2 separate regions of the Homo sapiens genome follow, and region 1 is linked to region 2. A link is an interaction called in ENCODE POLR2A ChIA-PET data of the cell type or tissue named here. Cell type or tissue: GM12878. All regions are shown on one strand. Each heading gives the region's core, and the rest is flanking DNA. Links, peaks and the distances in the headings are about the cores only. Region 1 overlaps ALOX12-AS1 (ALOX12 antisense RNA 1). Region 2 has its middle 79 kb from the start of TEKT1.

What was found. ChIA-PET counts read pairs that join two places held together with the same protein. Peaks named below come from ENCODE experiments on the same cell type or tissue, not always from the same donor. Only the 100,000 strongest peaks of a DNase experiment are listed, where the experiment ranks them.
Region 1: POLR2A ChIA-PET joins it to region 2 with 6 read pairs; 6 of 35 experiments call an interaction of 5 or more read pairs at or near these places.

Annotation. Positions count from the first base shown.
Region 1 is chr17:6,981,571-6,993,204 of GRCh38, forward strand. It overlaps ALOX12-AS1 (ALOX12 antisense RNA 1), which reads right to left. Exons shown (of 3, transcript NR_040089.1): 3 at 3,553-3,970. Among named protein-coding and RNA genes, the nearest start is that of ALOX12, 8.7 kb to the right of the region's middle. In GM12878, for the core only: no CTCF peak of the experiment used is centred there; no DNase peak of the experiment used is centred there.
Region 2 is chr17:6,905,144-6,916,777 of GRCh38, forward strand. No RefSeq gene overlaps it. Among named protein-coding and RNA genes, the nearest start is that of TEKT1, 79 kb to the left of the region's middle. RefSeq lists an enhancer at 9,152-9,721. In GM12878, for the core only: a CTCF peak has its summit at 6,038; a DNase peak (open chromatin) is centred at 6,010.

The DNA.
Region 1 (11,634 bases), core at 2,449-7,448, 76 kb after region 2:
ACAAACCCTTAGAAAGACTCAGGAAGGGGAGTACAGCCGTTTCCCCTCATCTGTGGTTTTGCTTTCCCTGGTTTCTGTTTCCTGCAGTCAGCCACAGCCCAAAAATAGGTGAGCACAGCACAATCAGATATTTTGAGAAAGGCCACATTCACCCAACTTTTATTATAGTTAGATTGTCACAATTGTTCTATTATATTCTATTTTATTCTATTTTATATTAGTTGTTGTTGCTCCCCTCTTTTTTCAGTTTTCTTTTTTGCTTCTTTTTTTTTTTTTTTTTTTTTTTTTTGAGATGGAGTCTCGCTCTGTCACCCAGGCTGGAGTGCAATGGCATGATCTCGCTCACTGCAACCTCCACCTCCAGGGTTCAAGCGATTCTCCAGCCTCAGCCTCCCAGGTAGCTGGGACTACAGGTGCCCGCCACCATGCCCAGCTAATTATTTTTATAGTTTTTTCTTTATTTTTAATTTGCATTTATATTTGTTTATTCCTAATGTTCTTAATCTCTTACTAGGCCTAATTGATATATTAAACCTTGTCATAGAGATGTATGTACGATATAGGAAAAAATCTAGTACTGTATCCCTCAGTATCCAGGCGGAGACTGTTTCAGGACCTCCTACAGTCTAAGACAAGTCCCCCCTCTCTTGTACCAAAATCCTCAGATGCTGAATCCTCAAATGCTGTATAAAATGGTGCAGTATTTGCATTTAACTTATACACATCATCCCATACACTTTAAACCATCTCTAGATTACTTATAATACCGAATATGATGTAAATGCTATATGGAAAGTTGTAATACTATATTATTTGGGAAATAATGACAGGAAAAATTCAAAAATTTTGAATTCTGGTCAGTGCAGATGCAAATTTTTTCTAATATTTTCGATACACGGTGGGTTGGGATCTATGGGTTCTGCCCCCATGGATAAGGAGGGCTGACTGTATCTATAGATTTGGTATGTCTATGGCTTCAGGCATCCACTGGGGATCTTGGAAGTTAGAAGGTCTCCCCACTAGAAAAAGGGGGCTACTGTACCAATAACTACTGAAGGTAGGGGTACACATGAGGCTGAACACAGTAGAATTGATTGAAAGTCTACATAAAGGCCAGGCGCGGTGGCTCACGCCTGTAATCCCAGCACTTTGGGAGGTCAAGGCGGGTGGATTGCCTGAGGTCAGGAGTTTGAGACCAGCCTGGCCAACATGGTGAAACTCTGTCTGTACTTAAAATACCAAAAATTAGCTGGGCGTGGTGGCGAGCACCTGTAATCCCGGCTACTCGGGAGGCTGCGGAAGGAAAATTGCTTGAACCCAGGAGGCAGAGGTTGCAGTTAGCAGAGATCGCACCACTGCACTACAGCCTGGGGGACAAGAGCAAGACTTCGTCTCAAAAAAACAAACAAACAAAAGAAAGTCCATATAAAAAGCAAATGGCCCCCATATTCCTTTATCATCCACTAAGTCAGGCAATTCTCCCTCCTCTCCAGCAGAAGACTAGAAGTTTATCGTCTGCTAGAGCAGAGGGGGACGCTGGACTTCGGACATCAGGTAAATGTGCCCTGTGGAACAAAAGAAAATGTAACAAAAGCAACACACTGAATGGTGACTCCCCAGTCCTCTTCAAATACTGCCAATAATGCTGATGGTTGGGCATCTACACCCCAAAAGGGAAATTAGAAGGTTGGTCTCCGAAGAAACCAAGCATCCCAATAGAAAAGACCTACAAATACTGACTGTGGGAGGAACCGTGTCAATTATCAATTGACCAGATCTCTGCTCATTACATTGAAAAACCCCACCAACAGTCCGGATTATCTTTTTTTATTGCCTCACTCTTAAATAAAGTCAAGGATCAGGGGCCGGGAGCGGTGGCTCACGCCGGTAATCCCAGCACTTTGGGAGGCTGAGGCGGGTGGATCATTTGAGGTCAGGAGTTCGAGACCAGCCTGGCCACCATGGTGAAACCCCGTCTCTACTAAAAATACAAAATTAGCTGGGCGTGGTAGCACATGCCTGTAATCCCAGCTGAGGCAGGAGAACTGCTTGAACTCAGGAGATGGAGGTTGCAGTGAGCCGAGATCGCGCCCCTGCACTCTAGCCTGGCAACAGAGCCAGTCTCAAAAAAAAAAAAAAATCAAGGATCAACAGATATTTAAAAAGAGGGACTCAGAGAAAATAGGAATAATGAAGAAACAGATTTTTTAAACTATATTTACTATGTTCAGAAATACTAGAGAAGATTAGCATCTTTGAAACAAAAGCAGGATGTTTTCTGAAAGCAACAATCACAGAACAAGACAGAAAATGTTCAATAGCAAAAAAAAGTTTTAATTCAATAGAAGAGGTGGAAATTTCCAAGAAAGTGGTAAAAAAAAAAAAGAGAGAGAGAGAGAGAGGTGGAGATTATTAGAGACAATGACAATATAGGAAGTCTTTTTTTTTTTAATGGAGTCTCTTTCTGTAGCCCAGGCAGGAGTGCAGTGGCACCATCTCAGCTCACTGCAACCTCCACCTCCCGGGTTCAAGCGATTCTCCTGCCTCAGCCTCCCAAGTAGCTGGGATTACGGGGGCCCACCACCGCGCCTGGCTAATTTTTGTAGTTTTTAGTAGAGACGGGGTTTCACCATCTTGGCCAGGCTGATCTTGAACTCCTGACCTCGTGATCCACCCGCCTTGGCCTCCCAAAGTGCTGGGATTACAGGTGTGAGCCACCAGGCCCGGCCAGTATAGAAACTATTAATCAGATGTTTAAGTCACTGTATTTGGGGGAGGTTTGTTACAGAGCTTAGCCTATACCTTTACTAACAAACATACCTTCAAAACTTTGAGAGAAGTTTATTTCCCATCCAGGATTCTAGTCTTAGGCAAATTACCATCAAGTTTAAGTTGAATAGAGACAGTTTCAAATATGCAAGATGTCAAAAAATGTACCTCTTAAACACTCCTTCTCAGAAAATGACTGGAACAAAGACTAATGCCACGTGCATGTGTGTGTACGCTAGGTGCACAATAAACATATATGCCCAGGCACATCGGCTCACACCTATAATCCCAACACTGTGGGAGGCCAAGATAGGGGGATCACTTGAGGCCAGGAGTTCAAGACCAGCCTGAGCAACATAGGGTGACTTTGTCTCTACAAAAAATAAAAATAAAAAAATAATTAGCCTGGCATGGTGGTGAGGGCCTGTAGTGCCAGCAACTCGTGAGGCTCAGGTGGGAGGATCAGGTGAGCCTAGGATTTCAAGGCCATTAATGAAGAAACTAAAGAAGGAATAAATGAAGTGTATCCCTTCATTTGTTAAAGAGATAAATAATATCTACTACTTAGGGTTTTGTGGGATTAAATTGAACACATTACTTTTCTTGCTTCCATCAAAATCATACACACACACACACACACACACACACACAGCCCTGACTGTAGCCAATTGTTCTTGAGGGTAGGAAGGCAATGTATGAATCTTAAGAGAGTCAATCTGCATTTTTCAGTTTACAGACACTGGTGGAGAAGTCAGTGAAACCAGAGAACTTGACCTTGGAAAATCATTCATTTATGTTAAGAAGTAGATGGCCCATTATTATTTACAAAATAACTTGAAGAGCCATTTTGGTTTTGGAAAGAGAGCTGGCAGAGCAGAGCTCAGAAAGGAGATGAAACAATGAGAGATAAGTTGTTTTACATAATGAAAGAATACAGACTTTCCCCGATTATACCAAACAGAACCAAGATAAAGTAAGATTTTCCACAACAAGGCACTCAGGGATGGCGATGGAGGCGCTGTGGATCAAGTCAGCCAGAGAGAAATTTCTGGGGGTTGGAATGGTTACAAAATAATGTTAAGAATATAGCCAGCTGTGATGCCACAACCCTGTGATCCCAGCTACTTGGGAGGCTGAGGCAGGAAGATGGCTTGAGGCCAGGCTTTCAAGGCCAGCCTGGGCAACATACGAGATGCTGTCTCTGAAAAAAAAAGAAAGAAAGAAAGAAAAGTATGTTAGGAAGATGATAGATGGCTAATATCAAGCTTTACAGTTGATCCTGTTCTTATTTAAAATTCTAATAGTTTGTTCATTATGGATTTCTTCCATTCATTTTGGTGTTTTAAATATTGCATTAAATCGTTATTTATTTTGAGCACTGAGTTTTTGGTGCCCCCTTAAATGTGGCACTCAAGGAAAGTGCCTCGCTAGTTTCACCCTGGTCCCTGCCCTTCTAAACCTTCAGGAAAAGTCTGTGACATGGACCAGCTCTGTGTTAATGATAGCTGCCAAATAGGGATCAGCTCAGGGTGGAACAAAGACACCATCAGCAGCAGGCAAGACATGAAAATTCTCTATCAATCAGTGACAGCGATTTGAACAATGAAGGATTACAAGGTAAACCTTAGAGCAAAGAGAAAAATAAACAGAGCATGGAATAGTGACGGGGTGTTGCCGGGGATCCCAGAGAAGGGGTGAAGTTTTGCTGCCCCTCATGCCCACTGTTGGACCCTACAGCTCAACTGTTCTTTTAGCTGAGCTTCTTCCAGATAGAATGAAAAATACAAAATACTCTGGCTGGTCTTCCAGCTGGGTCCTGAAAGGAGAGTCCGAGGGTTGGGTGTTGTGTCCCTGAAGACTAGTCTAGCAGTGGGGGCTTGAAGGGGGGTGCCAGGATGGGCCTCCCAATCTCTTTACGGAAATGTTAGAGGCCGGGTGTGGTGGCTCACGCCTGTAATCCCAGCACTTTGGGAGGCTGAGGCAGGTGGATCACTTGAGGTGAGGAGTTCAAGACCAGCCTGGCCAACATGGTGAAATCCCGTCTCTACTAAAAATACAAAAATTAGCTGGGCATGGTTTTGCATGCCTGTACTCCCAGCTACTCAGAAGGCTGAGGCAGAAGAACCGCTTGAGCCTGGGAGGCGGAGGTTGCGGTGAGCCGAGATCGCACCACTGCACTCCAGTGTGGGTGACACAGTGAGACCCTGTCTCAAAAAAAAAAAAATTAAAAAAAGGAAATGTCGAGTAGAGCCAGCTCCAGAATAAGTGAATGGAAGACGTTCAGGTGCATGCGTTCAGGCGGTAAATTCATGATCACCAATTTTCACCTAGTGTCTCAGCCATGCCAAGCATTCCTATCCCAGCCCCTCATTCAGCTCTCTCTCTTATGCCCTCAGAGTCTATTCAAACTTTCTCCACTCTCCTTCTATCTCTGAAATGCCCCTACAACTTCCTTGACCCTCAGAAGCCAGATCCTTGCCAAGCACTTCACAAAGAAAATGCAATTCATCAAATGGGATATTTCCCCACACGTCATTTTCAAGTTGATTTGCTGCCAATTCCATTTGTTTTGCTTTGTTTCCTATTACGAAGGAAGAATTGTCTCTCTTACTTCAGGCCATGTTCCTCTACTTTTTTCCATCATTGCCCCCTTATGGAGCCTTTATGACTTTTTTTTTTTTTTTTTTTTTTGCGAAAGAGTTTCACTCTTGTTACCTGGGCTGGAGTGCAATGGCACAATCTCAGCTCACTGCAACCTCCGCCTCCCAGGTTCAAGTGATTCTCCTGCCTCAGCCTCCCAAGTAGCTGGGATTACAGGCATGCACCACCACGCCCGACTAATTTTGTATTTTTAGTAGAGACGGGGGTTTCTCCATGTTGGCCAGGCTGGTCTCAAACACCCAACCTCAGGTGATCCGCCCGCCTCAGCCTCCCAAAGTGCTGAGAATTACAGGTGTGAGCCACCATGCCTGGCCCTAAGGCATTTTTTCCTAATTGCTCCCCGCTCCTGCTACCTTGTGAAATTTTAACCCCTTAATATATGTTTGTGTACTCTGACCCTTTCGAGGGCCACGAATCATTGCAATATCTAAGATGTGGTTGCCCACTCTGAGAATGCACGATCTGTCTACGGCTATAGCACCCTGAACACATCCAATCTCATCGGATCTCAGAAGCTAAGCAGGGCCAGGCCTGGTTAGTACTTGGATGGGAAAATGCAGATGTAAGGCCAGTTCCTCCACGCATTCTCCAGATTTTATCTCCTCCCTCGGGATCTTCCCCTCATCACTTACACCCAAGGCCTCCAGCATCTTAACCTGTCCCTCTCACTAGCTCTACTGACTACCCATCTCCAGCTCTGGCCTTCTGTTTGTTACCTTCACAGCCCTATTTCTCAAAAGGCATGCTACACTCCAAAATGCACTCTGCCTCCATCTCTCCACTGACTCTATTCTCTGTAATATCACAAACACACTCTGTGTGCCCACACACACATACTCTTTCACCCAGCATTCCCTCATAAGAGCACATTAGCAGCCCTTGCCTAGGACGTAGCAATACTGAATGATGTGTTTCACCAGAACTGTTTATAATCAGCCAAAGCCTTTTTCCCAACTTTACTGAGGTATGACTGACAAATAAAAGTTGGCTATTTTAGGGTGTATGACGTGATGTTTACTATATGCCTACAATTTGAAATGATTGCCACAATCAAGCTAATTCATATATTCATCACCTCACATAGTTACCTTTTTTCCATTGTGCTGAGAACACTTCAGCACATTTCCAGTATACCATACATTATTATTAACTATAGTCAATGCTATGGTTTGGATATGGTTTTTTTTTGTTTGTCCCCATCAAATGTCATGTTGAAATTTAATCCCCAACTGGTAGCGGTGGCTCATGCCTGTAATCCCAGTACTTTGGGAGGCCAAGGTGGGCAGGTTGCTTGAGTCAAGGCATTAGAGACCAGCCTCGGCAACATGGTGAGACCCTGTCTCTACAAAAAAAAAAAATTAGCCAGGCATGGTGGCACACACCTGTAGTCCCAGCTACTAGAGAGGCTGAGGTGGGAGGATCGCTTGAGCCCAGGGAAGTCTAGGCTGCAGCGACCTGAGACTGCACCACTGCACTCCAGCCTGGGCAACAGAGTGAGACCCTATCTCAAAAAAAAAAAAAAAAAAAAAAGAGGAAATGTAATCCCCAGTGTAGCAGTATTGGGAGGTAGGGCCTAGTGAGAGGTGTTTGGGTCATGGGGCTGGACCCCTCATGAGTGGCTTGGTGTGCTTCTCACAGTAGTGAGTTCTCACTCTCATGAGCCTGGATTGATTCTCGGGGAAATGAATTCATTCCCATGAGTGTGTGTTGTTATAAAGCCAGGGTGCCCCTTGGGTTTGGATCCTCTTCGCAGGTGCTCATTTCCCCTTTGACCTTTTCCACCATGTTTTAACTCATCACAAAAGCCTTCACTGGCCAGGCGCAGTGGCTCATGCCTGTAATCCCAGCACTTTGGGAGGCCAAGGTGGGCGGATCACGAGGTGAAGAGATCGAGACCACCCTGGCCAATATGGTGAAACATGGTATCTACTAAAAATACAAAAATTAGCTGGGCGTAGTGGCGCTCGCCTGTAGTCCACCTACTTGGGAGGCTGAGGCAGGAGAATCGCTTGAACCCAGGAGGTGAAGGTTGCCGAGAGCCAAGATGGCACCACTGCACTCCAGCCTGGTGACAGAGCAAGACTCCATCTCAAAAAAAAAAAAAGAAAGTGAGATAGCCTTATTACTGATATGGAGAAAGTTTTAGTGGTCCGGATAGAAGATTAAACCATCCACAACATTCCCTTAAACCAAGCCTAATCCAGAACAAGGCTCGAACTTTCTTCAAATCTGTTAAGGGTGAGAGAGATAAGGAAGCTGCAGGAAGCTAGCAGAGTTGGCTCATGAGGTTTAAGGAAAGTAGCCATCTCCATAACATAAGAGTGCAAGGTGAAGCAGCAAGTGCTGATGGAGAAGCTGCAGCAAGTTATCCAGAAGATCCAGCTAAGATCACTGAAGAAGGTGGCAACACTAAACAACGGATTTTCATTGTAGTTTAAAGTCTTATATTGGAGGAAGATACCATCTAGGACTTTCATAGCTGGAGAGGAGAAGTCAATACCTGCCTTCAAAACTTCAAAGGAAGGCTGGACGCAGTGGCTCACACCTGTAATCCCAGCACTTTGGGAGGCTGAGGCAGGTGGATCACAAGGTCAAGAGTTCGAGATCAGCCTGGCCAACATGGTGAAACCCCATCTCTACTAAAAATACAAAAATTAGCCAGGCATGGTGGCACATGCCTGTAGTCCCAGCTGCTCGGGGGGCTGAGGCAGGAGAATCACTTGAACCTGGGAGGCGGAGGTTGCAGTCAGCCAAAATCGTGCCACTGCACTCCAGCCTGGGTGACAAAGCGAGACTCTGTCTCAAAAACAACACAAAAAAAAACTTCAGAGGGCAAGCTGACTCTCATGAGAAGCTAATGCAGCTGGTGACTTTAAGCTGAAGCCAGTGCCCATTTATCATTCTGAAAAGCCTAGGGCCCTTGAGAACTTGGCTAAATCTACTCTGCCTGTGTCTTTACATGGAACAACAAAGCCTGGATGACACATCTGCTTACATCATGATTTACTAAATATTTTAAACCCACTGTTCATACCTACTGCTCACAAAAACATTCCTTTCAAAAATGACTGTTCATGGAGAATGCACCTGGTCACCCAAGAGCTCTGATGGAGATGTACAGGGAGATTAATGCTGTTTTCGTGACTGCTAACACATCATTCATTCTGCAGCCCAAGGATCAGGAGTAATTTTGACCTGTCACTGTAATTATTTTAAAAAACAGGGCCGAGGCAGGTGTATCACCTGAGGTCAGGAGTTAGAGACCAGCCTGGCCATCATGGTGAAACCCCGTCTCTACTAAAAATACAAAACTTAGCTGGGCGTGATGGCAGGTGCCTGTAATCCCAGCTACTGGGGAGGCTGAGGCAGGAGAATCACTTGACCCCAGGAGGAGGAGGTTGCAGTGAGCCGAGATCACACCATTGCACTCCAGCCTGAGCAACAGAGCAAGACTCTGTCTAAATAAATAAATAAATAAATAAAAATAAACAGGGGCCCAGACATGGTGGCTCATTCCTGTAATCCCAGTGCTTTAGGAGGTCAAGGCAGGAGGATCACTTGAGCCCAGGTATTCAAAACAAGCTGAATAACATAATAACATAGTGCAACCTCATCTCTCTACAAAAAATTTAAAAATTAGCCAATGCAGTGGTGTGCACCTGCAGTCCTAGCTACTCACAAGGCTGAGCCAGGAGGCCCACTCGAACCAAGGAGCTCAGGGTTGCAGTGAGCTATGATCACACCACTGTACTCTAGCCTGGGCAACAGAGACTCTGGCTCTAAAATTTAAAATAATAATAATAATAAAGTAACAAAGAAACAAATACATTTCATAAGGCTATATAGCTGCCATAGATAGATCTGGGCAAAATGAACTGAAAACCTTCTAGAAAGGAGTCACCATTTAGATGCCATTAAGAAAATTCATGATTGAGGCCAGGCACTGTGGCTCATGCCTGTAATCCTAGCACTTTGGGAGGCTGAGGCAGGCGGATCACCTGAGGTCAGGAGTTCGAGACCAGCTTGGCCAACATGGTGAAACCCCGTCTTTTTTTTTCCTGAGACAGAGTCTCACTGAGTGGCCCAGTCTGGAGTGTAGTGGCATGATCTCGGCTCACTGCAACTTCCACTCCCAGGTTAAAGCAATTCTCCTGCCTCAGCCTCCCAAGTAGCTGGGATTACAGGCACCCACCACCACACCCAGCTAATTTTTGTATTTTTTAGTAGAGACAGGGTTTCACCACGTTGGCCTGGCTGGTCTTGAACTCCTGATCTCACATGATCCACCTGCGTCAGCCTCCCAAAGTGCTGGGATTACAGGTGTGAGCCACCGCACCTGGCCTGAAACCCATCTCTACTAAAAATACAAAAATTAGCCAGGCGTGGTGGCGGGCACCTGTAATCCCAACTACTCGGGAGGCTGAGGCAGGAGAATCGCTTGAACCCAGGAGGTGGAGGTTGCGGTGAGCAGAGATTGTGCCACTGTACTCCAGCCTGGGCAACAAGAGCAAGACTCAGTCTCAGAAAAAAGAAAAAGAAAAAAGAAAATTCATGATTCAATGGAGGAAGCCAAAATATCAACATAACAGGAGTTTGGAAGAAGTTGATTCCAACCCTTATGGATGACTACAAGGGGTTCAAGACTTCTTGGAGGAACTAACTGCAGATGTAGTAGAAATTGAAAGAGAACTAGAATTAGAAGTGGAGCCTGGGACGGGCACGGTGGCTCACGCCTGTAATCCCAGTACTTTGGGAGGCCGAGGAGGGCAGATTACCTGAGGTCAGGAGTTCGAGACCAGCCTGCCCAACAAGACAAAACCCCATCTCTACTAAAAGTATAAAAATTAGCCAGGCATGGTGGCGGGTGCCTGTAATCCCAGCTACTCAGGAGGCTGAGGCAGGAGAATCACTTGAACCTGGGAGGTAGAGATTGCAGTGAGCCAAGATCATGATTCTATCTCAAAAAAAAAAAACACACACAGAAGGTAAATTGTTCTGCAAAGAGAGGTAATGGGAATGTGGGAGTTGGCTTGGCTACTGGCACAGACAGCAGGGAATCGGGAGTTTGAAAGAAGATTTACATTTGGCATACACGTGTGCCCACGTGGCCTTTCCTACTGCAAAGGGTGCTGACAAAATCAAGCCCCTGATCCTTCCTGTGGCATACATAAGAACAAAATGGTAGTTGTTAGGGACAAATCAAAATTTAAAAATAAAATGGCCAGGTGCAGTGGCTCACCCCTGTAATCCCAGCACTTTGGGAGGGAGGCCAAGGCCAGCGGATCACTTGAGCCCAAGAGTTTGAGACCAGCTTGGGCAACATGGCAAAACCCCATCTCTACAAAAAATACAAAAATTAGTCGGGCATGTTGGCACGGGCCTGTAGTCCCAGCTACTGGGGAGGCTGAGGCAGTATAATCAATCACCTGAACCTGGGAGATCAAGGCTGCAGTGAGCCGTGATGGCGCCTTTGCACTCCAGTCTGGGTGACAGAGTGAGACCCTGTCTAAAAACAAAACAAAACAAAAGGCTGCTAGTCAGTTTGGGCTACTATAACAAAACACTGGCCAGGCGCGGTGGCTCACGCCTGTAATCTCAGAACTTTGGGAGGCCAAGGGGGGCGGGAATCACCTGAGGTCAGGAGTTCGAGACCAGCCTGGCCAACATGGTAAAACCCCATCTCTACCAAAAATACAAAAATTAGCCAGGCATGGTGGTGCGTGCCTGTAATCCCAGCTACTCAGGAGACTGAGACAGGAGAATCGCTTGAACCTAGGATGTGGAGATTGCAGTGAGCCAAGGTAGCGCCATTGCACTCCCGTCTAGGCAACAGAGCAAGACTCTATCTCAAAAAAAAAAAAAATTAAAGGCTTAGTTCTCCATGTTGAAAGTAAGGGAAGAGACTTCTCCACCCTCTCTTTTCTTAGAAAATTTGCTTTAGAAAACTTGTAAAATTTTTTTTTTTTTTTTGAGACAAAGTCTCACTCTTGTTGCCCAGGCTGGAGTACAGTGGCACAATCTCAGCTCACCGCAACCTCCGCCTCCCGGGTTCAAGCAATTCTCCTGCCTCAGCCTCCCAAGTAGGTGGGATTACAGGCATCCTCTACCACGCCTGGCTAATTTTTTGTATTTTTAGTAGAGATGGGGTTTCCCCATGTTGGCCAGACTGGTCTCAAACTCCTGACCTCAGGTGATCCACCCACC
Region 2 (11,634 bases), core at 3,228-8,227:
TCTGGGTCACTGGGATGCCTATTTTCCCCATACCACCTTATTATTTGGATACTTTACCAGAACGGGTAGGAAGTCTGCTGGTCAGATATAGATCATAGTTATCACAGTCAACAGCAGTCTATGTGGATTCTTGGTGGCATTTGACACAGCCACTTTCACTTTGCTTAAATACTTTTATCTCTTACTTTCTATGACATCATAGTCTCCTGGTTGTCCACTTTCCTTAATGGTTCTCTGCCATGCAGGTACCCATTCCAGGGAGTCCCTGGTTCCCAAAGTCATCCTGATTTTCACTCACAAGCTACCCTTAATATTTAAACAAATAGGCTGGAAACTCTGTCTCTAGGCTTTTGGGAAGGGCCCATAGGAGAATGACTGGGTTTCTCATTAATTGATTAGAAGGTACATTGTTAAGGTAACAGCTGCTGTAACAAATCAGCCCAAATAAATAATGGTTCAAAGACAATAGTTGTTCTTTTGTTTCACTCCTGATAAATTTAAAACAATGGTTCCTAATTGGTGCGTAGTCCTCCTTCACTAAGTTAGGGACTCAGGCTCCCTTCATCTTGTGGCTCTGCATATTTAACATGTGGTCACCATACTTAAGAACATTTAGGTAGCAAAATAAGAGAGAACATAAAAGATGACATGTGTGATATTTTTATGGGACACACACATAGCAATCAGAATCCCTGGCAGGAAACAGTTGGCATAATCAAAGTCAGTGTTTGTTTGTAAATCTCTTTTATTTTCTCTACCATAAAAATTGCTATTGTTATTTTATATTGATATGGATTATTGTTATATTTTTATTGTGAATTATTCCCTCTAGCCTTCAAAAGGCTGGGCGTGGTGGCTCATGCCTGTGATCCCAGCACTATGGGAGGCCGAGGCGGGCAGATCACGAGGTTAAGAGATCGAGACCATCCTGGCCAACACGGTGAAACCCCGTCTCTACTAAAAATACAAAAATTAGCTTGGCATGGTGGCACGTGCCTGTAGTCCCAGTTACTCGGGAGGCTGAGGCAGGAGAATTGCTTCAAACCCGAGAGGCGGAGGTTGCAGTGAGCTGAGATCACGCCACTATACTCCAGCCTGGGCGACAGAGCGAGATTCCATCTCAAAAAAAAAAAAAAAAAAAAACACGTAGCCTTGCTTTCTGCTCTGAATTCTATAATGTCTAATTTTTTTTTTTTTTTGAGATGGAGTCTTGCTCTGTCACCAGGCTGGAGTGCAATGGCATGATCTCGGCTCACTGCAACCTCCGCCTCCCGGGTTCAAGCAAGCAATTCTCCTGCCTCAGCCTCCCAAGTAGCTGGGACTACAGGCGCACACGACCACACCCAGCTAATTTTTGTATTTTTAGTAGAGACGGGTTTTCACCATGTTGACCAGGATGGTCTCGATCTCTTGACCTCGTGATCTGCCTGCTTTGGCCTCCCAAAGTGCTGGGATTACAGGTGTCAGCCACGGTGCCTGGCCTATAATATCTAATTTTAAGATTATGAGTGATACTTTTTTTGTCTGTTATACATTTGCCCATCCTTTTATTTTCAACTTCCAGAATTAGTTTATTTTAAATGTACCTTTTGTGTATAGTAGACAGTTGGGTTTTTCTTTGTAATCTAATATGAAAATATTTTTCTTGTAATACATGCTATGTTCATTTACATCATTTACATCTATTGATATGCTCTATTTTTAAGTTTTTCATGTGATTTTTTATATATATAAATTATAATGTTTTACTCTGTGGCTTCTTATTGCAGTTAGACTATTCAAGAAGGTTTATAATTTTGATCTAGCAATAATCTTTATAGTTTCTATTTGATATAAAGACCTTAATCTCCTCATTTAAAATATTTCTTAGTATGAGCAATGATGAAATTGGCTTGTAGATATTTCCTCCCTCTCATCACCAAATTTTTATTGATATCTTTTAAAAATTTATTCTTAAATGTGTGTGTACTTCTACTACCTGAATTGTCATTATTAAACAGGCAATAGTTGTGTACTAGAGTTCTCTAGAGAGACAGACCCAATAGGATAGAGAGACACACATATAGATTACACACACAGATATATATATAAATATAGATTTATAGATACATATACACACACATACACATATATGAGGGGGGTTATTATGGGAATTGGCTCATGTGATTATGGAAGCTGAGAAGTCCCACAACAGGCCATTGGTGAACTGGAGACTCCGGGATGCTGGTAGTATGGCTTAATCCAAGTCTAAAGGCCTCAGGTCTAGGGAAGCTGATTGTGTAATTCTTGGTGTGAGGCCAAGGTCCTAAGAACCTGTGAAGCTGCTGATGTAAGTCCTGGAATCCAGGCTGGCAAACCTGGAGTTCTGTTGTCTAAGGGAGGAGATGAGTGTATCCCAGCTCTAGAAGACATGTTTGCCCTTTTCTTGATTTATCATAAGTATTTTAAACTCATATGGAAGTGTTTGGATACATGTTTTATTTGCTCCTTAGCAACATATTTCTGGTGAGTTGGTTTTTTTTGTTTGTTTGTTTTTGAGACAGAGTCTCACCTTGTCGCCAGGCTGGAGTGCAGTGGCGTGATCTCGACTCACTACAACCTCCACCTCCTGGGTTCAAGCGATTCTCCTGCCCCAGCCCCCAGAGTAGCTGGGATTACAGGCACCCGCCACCACACCTGGCTAATTTTTTGTATTTTAGTAGAGAGGGGGTTTCACTATGTTGCCCAGGCTGGTCTCGAACTCCTGAGCTCAGGCAGTCCACCCGCCTGGGCCTCCCAAAGTGCTAGGATTACAGGCGTGAGCCACCGCCCCTGGCCTCAAGATTGTTCATCACATGTGCAAAGTCTCTTTACCATGTAAGAAAACATTCACAAATGCTGGGGATTAGGACATGGACATTTTCTACCTACCATGATATCCATCAACTCTGAAAGTGTCCCTGTGCCCTTTTATGACCCCTTCCTATGGTTCCTTCCTCCCTGCATTCTGCACCTATGACCCCAGGCAACCACTGATCTACTTTTTGTCACTATAAATTAGTTTGCATTTCCTCAAATTTTATATAAGTTGAATTATAAAATATGCAGGGTTTTTTATTTGGCTTTTTTCACTCGGCAAAATTATTTTGAGATTTATCTTTGTTGTGACCTGTGTCCACAGTTCACTATTCTTTTCTGTTGAGTAGTGTTCCACTATATGTATATACTGCAACTTAAGAAAAATCTGCCACTTGCTGATGGACATTTGAGTTGTTTCCGGTTTTTGACTCTTGTGATAGTCAAAATATTGACATATATATAAATTATAATACAGCTGCTATGGACATTTGTGAACAAGTCTTTGTATGGGCATATGATTTTATTTCTGTTGGGTAAATATCTATAAGGGAAATAATTTGCTTGGGGATGACTGGTTCACATGGTATATGTGTGCCTAACTTTTGTAGAAACTGCCAAACTGTTTCCCAAAGTGTCTATATCTGTTTACGTTCCTACTAGAGTTCCAGTTACTCATAGGGTGGTGGCCACTGGATTAGTTTTCATCTGCACTTACCAGCAGCAACAGCAGTGGCACCATGGTAAGGTGAATGCTCCTTGGCTGCGGCAGGATGCTAGTGGGTGCTGGGGTACCAGCCTCCATGCAGGCATTCATAGCAGCAAAAGAGGTAGCATGGCTTGGGCGGCACAAGGGTCTTCTGCCAGTGACCATGCATGTGTTTGTGGCGGTGGTGTTAGCATGGAGACAGGGTGGTGTTGGGAGCAGGACTGTGTGTGCAGTTGTGTGTGTGCTCACATCGGTGGTGGTGGCTGCTCAGGGAAGGGGTGGGATTCGCTGTTCTCCATGCCTAGCTTTGTGCCAGTTGCAGTTTTGGCACAGGGCCAGGGCACTGTTGGTAGCAGAGCTGGTGTGTTCCATGCCCACCAACACTGACAGGTATGGTGAGGGGCAGGAGAACGGAGTGTATTCATGCCAGCAGCAGTGGCATGGCAGGGTGTGCACACATGTGCACTGGTGGGGAAGGAAAGGCAAAGTTTGCCTGTAAACACATGCAGTGGCAAAGCAATGTGGGTGGCCACAGGTGAGTGTGTACAGAGAAAGCTGCATGGGGGAGGCTATAGTTAAGGGAGGGCAAGGGTAGCCTGGTGCATATCTGTGAAGGCTGCTCTGCTGGATCCATATATTGGTCAGGCATGGTCCACCAGCACAGGAGCTATGATGTGGGCCCCCAAGGAGGTATCTGGGAGCTGCACTGCAGGCAGGTGCAGCCAGGCTGGGGCTCTGTGAGACGCCAGCAGACCAAGGGATGCTGAGGTCAAACTGGTCCTGTCTCATGGGCAACACCACCCTTCAGAGTTCAGGTCTGACTGTGCCCCTAGGGCTAAAGTGTCCTATGGGAGCAAGTCAAGCCTAGGGACATGGGTTTCCCTGGCTGTACTCCAGTACAGACATTGTTGCACCGAACTCTCTGGGCTCTGCACCAGCAGGATTTCTGCCCCTACCCCTTCTCTAGACATCTCTTCCTGCCAACTCAAGTATATCTGGTGGTTGAGAGCTCTCCTCTTGTTGGGATTCTGGAGGCCCATGGTGAGGGTGGGCTGCTCCTTGCCTGTTAGACTCACCCCTTCCACAGGAATCAGTGGGGGCCAGAATGAGTCCTGGTGTGCAGTATCCCTGTTCAGGGTTCCCAGCTTCCTCCCCTTCAGCCCAGCCTCTGTGCCTTCCCTCTGTCCACTCTCAATGCCTTCCCTCTGAAGATCTGCTAGGAGTGCACCAGTCTTCCTGATGTCTTGGTCCCTCACTGGGAGATGTTTCTACTGGCTGCATCTAGTAGGCCATCTTGGAGCAGCAATTTGCATGTTAAGGCTCAGACTGTTTGTTTGAATGCACACAGAAAAGAAAAAAAGAATGAAAAGAAATTAAAAACACCTACTAGATCTAGGGAAAAGCCTCCAAAGAGCAAATGTAGGAGTCATTGGAATTTGAGAGGGAGTTGAGAAATAGCAAGGTGTAGAAAGTTATTCCAAGAAATAATAGCAGAAAACTTTCTAAACCTAGAGAAAGAAATAAATATACAGGTACAGGAAGTTCAAATATCACCAAATAGATTCAGATCCAAATAAGACCACCCCAAAGCATATAATAATCGCACTCTCAAGGGTCAAGAACAAAGAAATGGCCAGGCGCGGTGGCTCACACCTGTAATCCCAGCACTTTGGGAGGCCAAGGTGGGTGGATCATGAGGTCAGGAGTTCAGGACCAACCTGACCAACATGGTGAAACCCCATCTTTAACTAAAAATACAAAAAAAAAGTTAGCTGGGCATGATGGCACATACCTGTAATCTCAGCTACTCAGGAGGCTGAGGCAGAAGAACTGCTTCAACCCAGGAGGTGGAGGTTGCAGTGAGCCGAGATCGAGACTCCATCTCAAAAAAAAAAAAAAAAAAAAAAGAACAAAGAAAGGATCCTAAAAGCAACAAGAGAAAAGAAGACAATAACATGATAACATGTAAAGGAGCTCTGATTTGTCTGGCAACAGACTTTTCATCAGAAGCCATACAGGCCAAGGCAGAATGGGAAACATATTCAAAATGCAAAGAAAAAAACTTTTTTTTTTTTTTTTTTTTTTGAGACAGAGTCTCACTTTGTCACCCAGACTGGAGTGCAGTGGCACAATCATGGCTCACTGCAGCCTCTATTTTCCTGAAGCCCAAGTGCTCCTCCCACTTCAGCCTCCCGAGTAGTTGGGACTACGGGTATGAGCTACCAAGCCTGGTTAATTTTCAATTTTTATAGAGACAAGGTCTCCCAATGTTGCCCAAGCTGGTCTTGAACTCCTGAACTTAAGTTTTCCTCCTGCCTTGGCTTTCCAAAGTGCTGGGATTACAAGTATGAGCCACCACAACTGGCAGGAAAAAAACTTTCAGTCATGAATACTATATCCAAGAAACTATCCATGAAACATGAAAGAGATAAAGACTTTCCCAGACAAATGAAACTGACAAGGTTGATCATCAGCGGATCTATCCTATAAGAAACGCTAGAGGGAGCTCTTCATTCTGAAAGAAAAGGATCCTAACATGTAACAAGAAAACATCTAAATGTATAAAACTCACTGGTAAAAGCAAGTACATAGACAAATAGACAAATACTCTAATACTGCAATAGTGATGTGTAAGCTACTCCTGTCTCTAGTTTGAAAATTAAGAGATAGGCATTATAAAAAATGTGAGTTGAGACAATGAAAAGTCAAAATGTAGGGAGATGGAGTTAAAGTGTAAAGTTTTCTTCAGTTTTTCTCCTTTTCTTTGTGACTAAAGTTAATTTTCATCTTAAATGACAACTGGTTAAGTTTAAAATAATGTGTTATAAGATGTTTTCTGTAAGCCTTACAATAGCCACAAAGCAAACACCTATAATAGCTACACTAAAAATAAAAAGCAAGGAAATTAAAACATACTACCAGAGAAAATCACTTAAGCACAAAGGTAGACAGTAAAAAAGAAAGTAAGGGAGAGAGGAGTTGCAAAATGACCAGAAAACAACTATGTAATATCAATAGTAAGTTCTTACCTATCAATAATAACATTAAATTGACTAAATTTCCAAATTAAAGACAGAGTGGCTGAATGGATTAAAAAAAAAACAAGATCCAACTATATTTTGCCTACAAGAAACTCACTTCATAAAGATGCACATAGGCTGAAACTAAAGGAATAGAAAAAGATATTCTATGCAAGTGGAAACCAAAAAGGAGTAAGAGAAGTTACACTTAGATAAAATAAACTTCAAGTCAAAAACTGTAAAAAGACACAAAGAAGGTGGATTAGGCCATTTTTGCATTGCTATAGAGAAATACTTGAGGCTGGATAATTTATGAAGAAAAGAGAGTTAACTGGTACACAGTTCTGCAGGCTTCACATCAAACCCCACAGACTGGTACATCCCAAGCAGAAAAAATGAACATAAATCTATAACTAGACACATCAGAGTGAAACTTCAGAACACCGCAGATCAAAAGATAATCTGGAATACAGGCAAAAAGGAAGGAAAGATCACCTACAAAGGAACCAGAATTAGCACAACAACAAAACTCCCAACAACAACGGAAGCCAGAAAATAACAGAATCAGGTCTTCGGTGTATTGAAAAAAATTATTGGTCAACCAAGAAATGTGAACTCAGCAGAACTCTAAAAAAAATGGTTTCAATCATTTTTTAATGAGAAAATTTACTTCTAAAGAAAGACCTGCCTCACAAAAACTTTTGGTAATGTGCTCAGAAAGAAAAGGAAAAATAATACTATAAAAGTTATCTGAGATGCCAAGAACGTGGTAATATGTAAAGAAACCAAAAGCAACAGTGTCAGGTTGAAACAAGCATGCTTTATAATTTGTAGTATTTTTTTAAAGGCAGATATGCTGGTTCCTCTCTGCCACTGAATGTAACAATGAAGACCTGGGCAGAATGCGTGAAGCAGCAGTATCACGGGGGTTGGAGTGAAAGCAGAAGGAAAACTAGTAATCAGCTTACTAGATTTTCCCTGCAGAACTCCTAGACTGACTTCAAGGCAGCCTAAAACCTAGAGGTGCAAGTCAGCATGGACAGATCAAGCTTTAGGGAAAGCCCTCAGTTCTGGGATAAGGGAGTGATAAAGGGGTCTCCTGGAAATGACAACAGCAGCGGGGGCCGATAAGCACGTGCAGTCTGAAGAAGGGGAATCTTCCTCTCCAATCAGAAGAAGTGTGGTCCCAAGAGCGCGGGGAACACCTCCGTGGATTTTTTTTCCTCTCTCTTTCCTCTTATCACTTGACCCCGAATGAGGGCACAGATGCAAGAAGTGTACAGCAAGGTAGGCTAAATTAGGCCCTAAATTTCTGGCTGAAGGACCAAAAAGGAAAATGCCAGGAAACTGAAAAGCACAGAGGAGATCACAGGGAGAGAGGAGCTCAGGAAGGAAACCCCAAAATATTGTTTATAAGCTCAGGGGCTCATTCCTAAACTGCACAAACAGAGATTAGATCACGGACCAAACTACTAAAGACTGAGAGCTGAATTCAGAGATAGGGTCCCATCCAGGTTCCTAACTGGGTGGCACATGCATGGGCTAGATCCAAATAGCATTGCAAAGGCCTGGAAAACAGAACTAGAATTGAAACCACCGCGGAAGACTCATTCGAACTCGTGGGCTGAACTCAACCAGGTCAATGCTTCAGAAAAATACCAGCATTCTCCACAGGACATAAACAAGATTGTCTCATAACATACCATTCAAAATATTAGGATACAATCCAAAATTGCTCATCATAAGAAGACAGGAAAATCTCAGTTCACATGGGAAGAGACATAGATGACTATGAAGAGAAGTTATAAAATACTCCAAGTCGGGGCAAACACTGTTGAAAAGGTAGAAGACCTCAGGAACTAAATAGAAAAATATAAAGGAGAACCAAATGAACATTTCAGAACTGAAAAATGCAATAAGGTTTTTTAACTGTTTCTGTCAAGATGGCGGATGAGAGGCATTGCTGGCACGCCTCTCCCACGTGGAAGGACAAAATAGTGTAGAGACATTCACTTTGTGAACTTTTTTCAAGAGGCGATGCAGTCATTGAACAGGAAAACCCAGGGACGCTTTGAAGGACGCAGGAGGCTGCAGTCTACACTGTGAGTCAGGTGAAGGACTGTGAGTCCCAGAGTGTGAGAGGGGAAGAGTTTTTGCCTCTGGGATACACACCCCCACCAGGGACCCTGAAAGTACAGGACACGGAGGAAGGCCCTAACCCCACCCAGCAAAGGGACCAACTCGGGGAGGGTGGCGGAATATAAAAATAGGAGCAGTGGCAGAAGACACTTGCGTGCACTCCCAAATCCCAACACAGGAGGGCAGCCGTTCCTTACTGTTCCTCACAGGGGACCCCCGTGGAGGACAGGCAAAAAGTTTAGACGGCGGTCGCAGGTTGAACGAAGCTCCCGAGGGGTTTCATGATATATATACATAACCTTGGGTGGGGACCAACTCCCTTGGCCAGGGCCAGGCGTGGGAGAGTGAAAAGTGGGCTGCGAGTGCAGGGGGCCGTGAGTGCGGAAGCCGCGGGTGCAGGAACCTCGGGTGCCGGCTTTGCAGGACAGGGAAGGGTGTGGCGTGAAAACCACAATTGCGATCTCCCGTGGGGAAAGCTTATAACTGTGGCAAGTTCCGATTACAGACTGGCTGGAATTCAGCTCGCCGCTGCCAGTGGAAGCTGTGGTAGTAGATCTGCCTCACTGAGTGCATGGGAATTGGGGGCTCACCGCTGCCTGCTACTCCCCACTCTGCACAAACTCTTCTGCGCAGCGGGGGCAGAAGAACATCAACCCAGTGGCCTGAGACCCACTCCATCCCCCAACATTCACAGGAGCTGCTGCTTGCCCTGCACACGGAGAATCAGAGCACAAACCTGACCGACGCAGCCCCCATCTCGCTTTGCCCCGCCACTTGCCCTGGTAGCTTAACACAAAGGACAGAATCTCTTGAGAGCTCTGTGGCCCTGACTATTGCCTGTGAAACCAGAGTATTCCTCCCTCCACGCCCCCACCACCACGCCCCTCCCCCCCCCCCCCCCCCACACACCCACCTACCGCAGCCGGTGTTCATTTGCAAGCACCACCTCCTGGCTGGAGGCCAACCAGCACAGTCCATTACAGCATCTCCTGGTAGAATAACATTGCACCCAGGAAGAAGGAGGCTCTATGATCTCAGCTATTACCACTGCCTGCATCACTCCGGCTAACCAGGAGGTCCTGAGTCCACATGACCAGCTCATTACTACTATAACTAGCATTCAAGAAAGCCAACATACTATGGCTACCAATAACCAAGGAATTTCAGAGTCTACGTCACTCCCCTGCTACCCCCAGTAGAGCTGGTGTTGCTACCCACTTCTGGGAAACTGGCATTCACAACTGGCATTTCCCAACACCAGCCTGGAGGGTGGCAACGTCACTGGGCAGCTAGACCCAGAGGAGCAACAACATTCACAGTAGCGTGGCTCACAGGGACTCCCACTCATAGGGAAAGGGGGAGTGCGCCCCATCAAGGGAAGACCCTGTGGGACCAAAGAATCGGGATGGCAGGCCTTGAGCATCAGATCCTTCCGCTGGTGGAAAGCTTCCTTGAGCAGAGGCGCAGCTGAAGTGCTAGGCTCAGCGGGGAAAGCCTTCAGCTCTATCGCAACAGTCAGACAGCTTTGGTGCATGGGAAGGATCTTGGAGAAGAGGCAGTCTTTCCCCCCTTGTTCACCACCATATGCACAGTTGGGACTTCTCCCACAGGAGCTCGACATGGATGCAACTATAGACGGCCATTCTGGAACACATCAAGGCGACTGCATCCCCACAAGAGGAGCACCCTCCAGGATCAGGCTTGCACAAGAAACAGTCACAATTCCTCTCTATTTGGAACACCAACACCTACAGATGAAAAGAGGTGCCTGTCTGATCTGAATAGCCAGAGCGCTGGGACAGGAGCATATCTAAGAAGTGGAAAACGTCCCTGCTGACCTTGCAGGGGAGCTAAGGTGGCTCCAACCCTTCTCCCTGATAAGACCTCACTGTGACTCACCGAGGGCTCCTCCAGCCACCTCTGTCAAGCCTGGGTCTTCATTTACCCACTTGCTTTACCCACAACCGATTCCTACTCAGGGACACCTCTTCTACTGGCCTGAAACCTGAACCATCAAACCAGTAAATAAAATACTGGGGGAAAATAAATAAATAAAAAGTGCATGAGATGGGAGAAGGAGATAAGCTTTAAGAAACCTCTACCATTCCAACCCCCTAGGAGATAATGGAATGGAAAACCAAACACTGTATGTTCTCACTTATAAGTGAGAGCTAAGCTAGGAATACGCAAAGGCATACAGAGTGATATAACGGACTTTAGAGATTCAGAAGGAGATTCAGGAGGGTGGGAAGAGGACCAAGGGAACAAAATCTATGCATTAGGTACAATGTACACCATTCAGGTGACGGGTGCACCAAAATCTCAGACTTCACCGCTATATAATTCATCCATGTCACCAAAAACCACCTGTACCCCATTAATAAATTAATAATAAAATAAATTTTTAAAAAAAGTTTTAGCTCACTGAGTGAGCTTGCAGCAGAATGGAGACAGCAAAGGAAACAGTCAGTGAATTTGAAGATAGCTCAATAGAAACTATGCAATTTGAATGACATCAAGAAAAAATTGTTTAAGTAAATAGAGTCTCAAGGACATGAAGGACAAAACCAAAAGGTCTAACATTCATGTCATCAGAGTCAAAGAAAGATAAGAGTGTGTGGTGCACAAAAAAAATAAATAACGACTTCCAATTTTTCAAATTTCATAAAAGATATAACTTACAGCTTCGAAAATCTCAACAAATCACCAACAGGATAAAACAAACAAATCCTCATCCAGATAATCACAATCAAACTAGTGAAAACTAAAGCCAAAGAAAAAAATCTTGAAAGCAAGCAGAGAAAAGCAATGTATTTCCCATAGAGAAATAATAATTTGAATGACTGCAGGGTTCTCATCAAAAACAATGGAGGCCAGAAGATTCATCTGACAAAGCACTAATATCCAGAATCTACAACAAACTCAAACGAA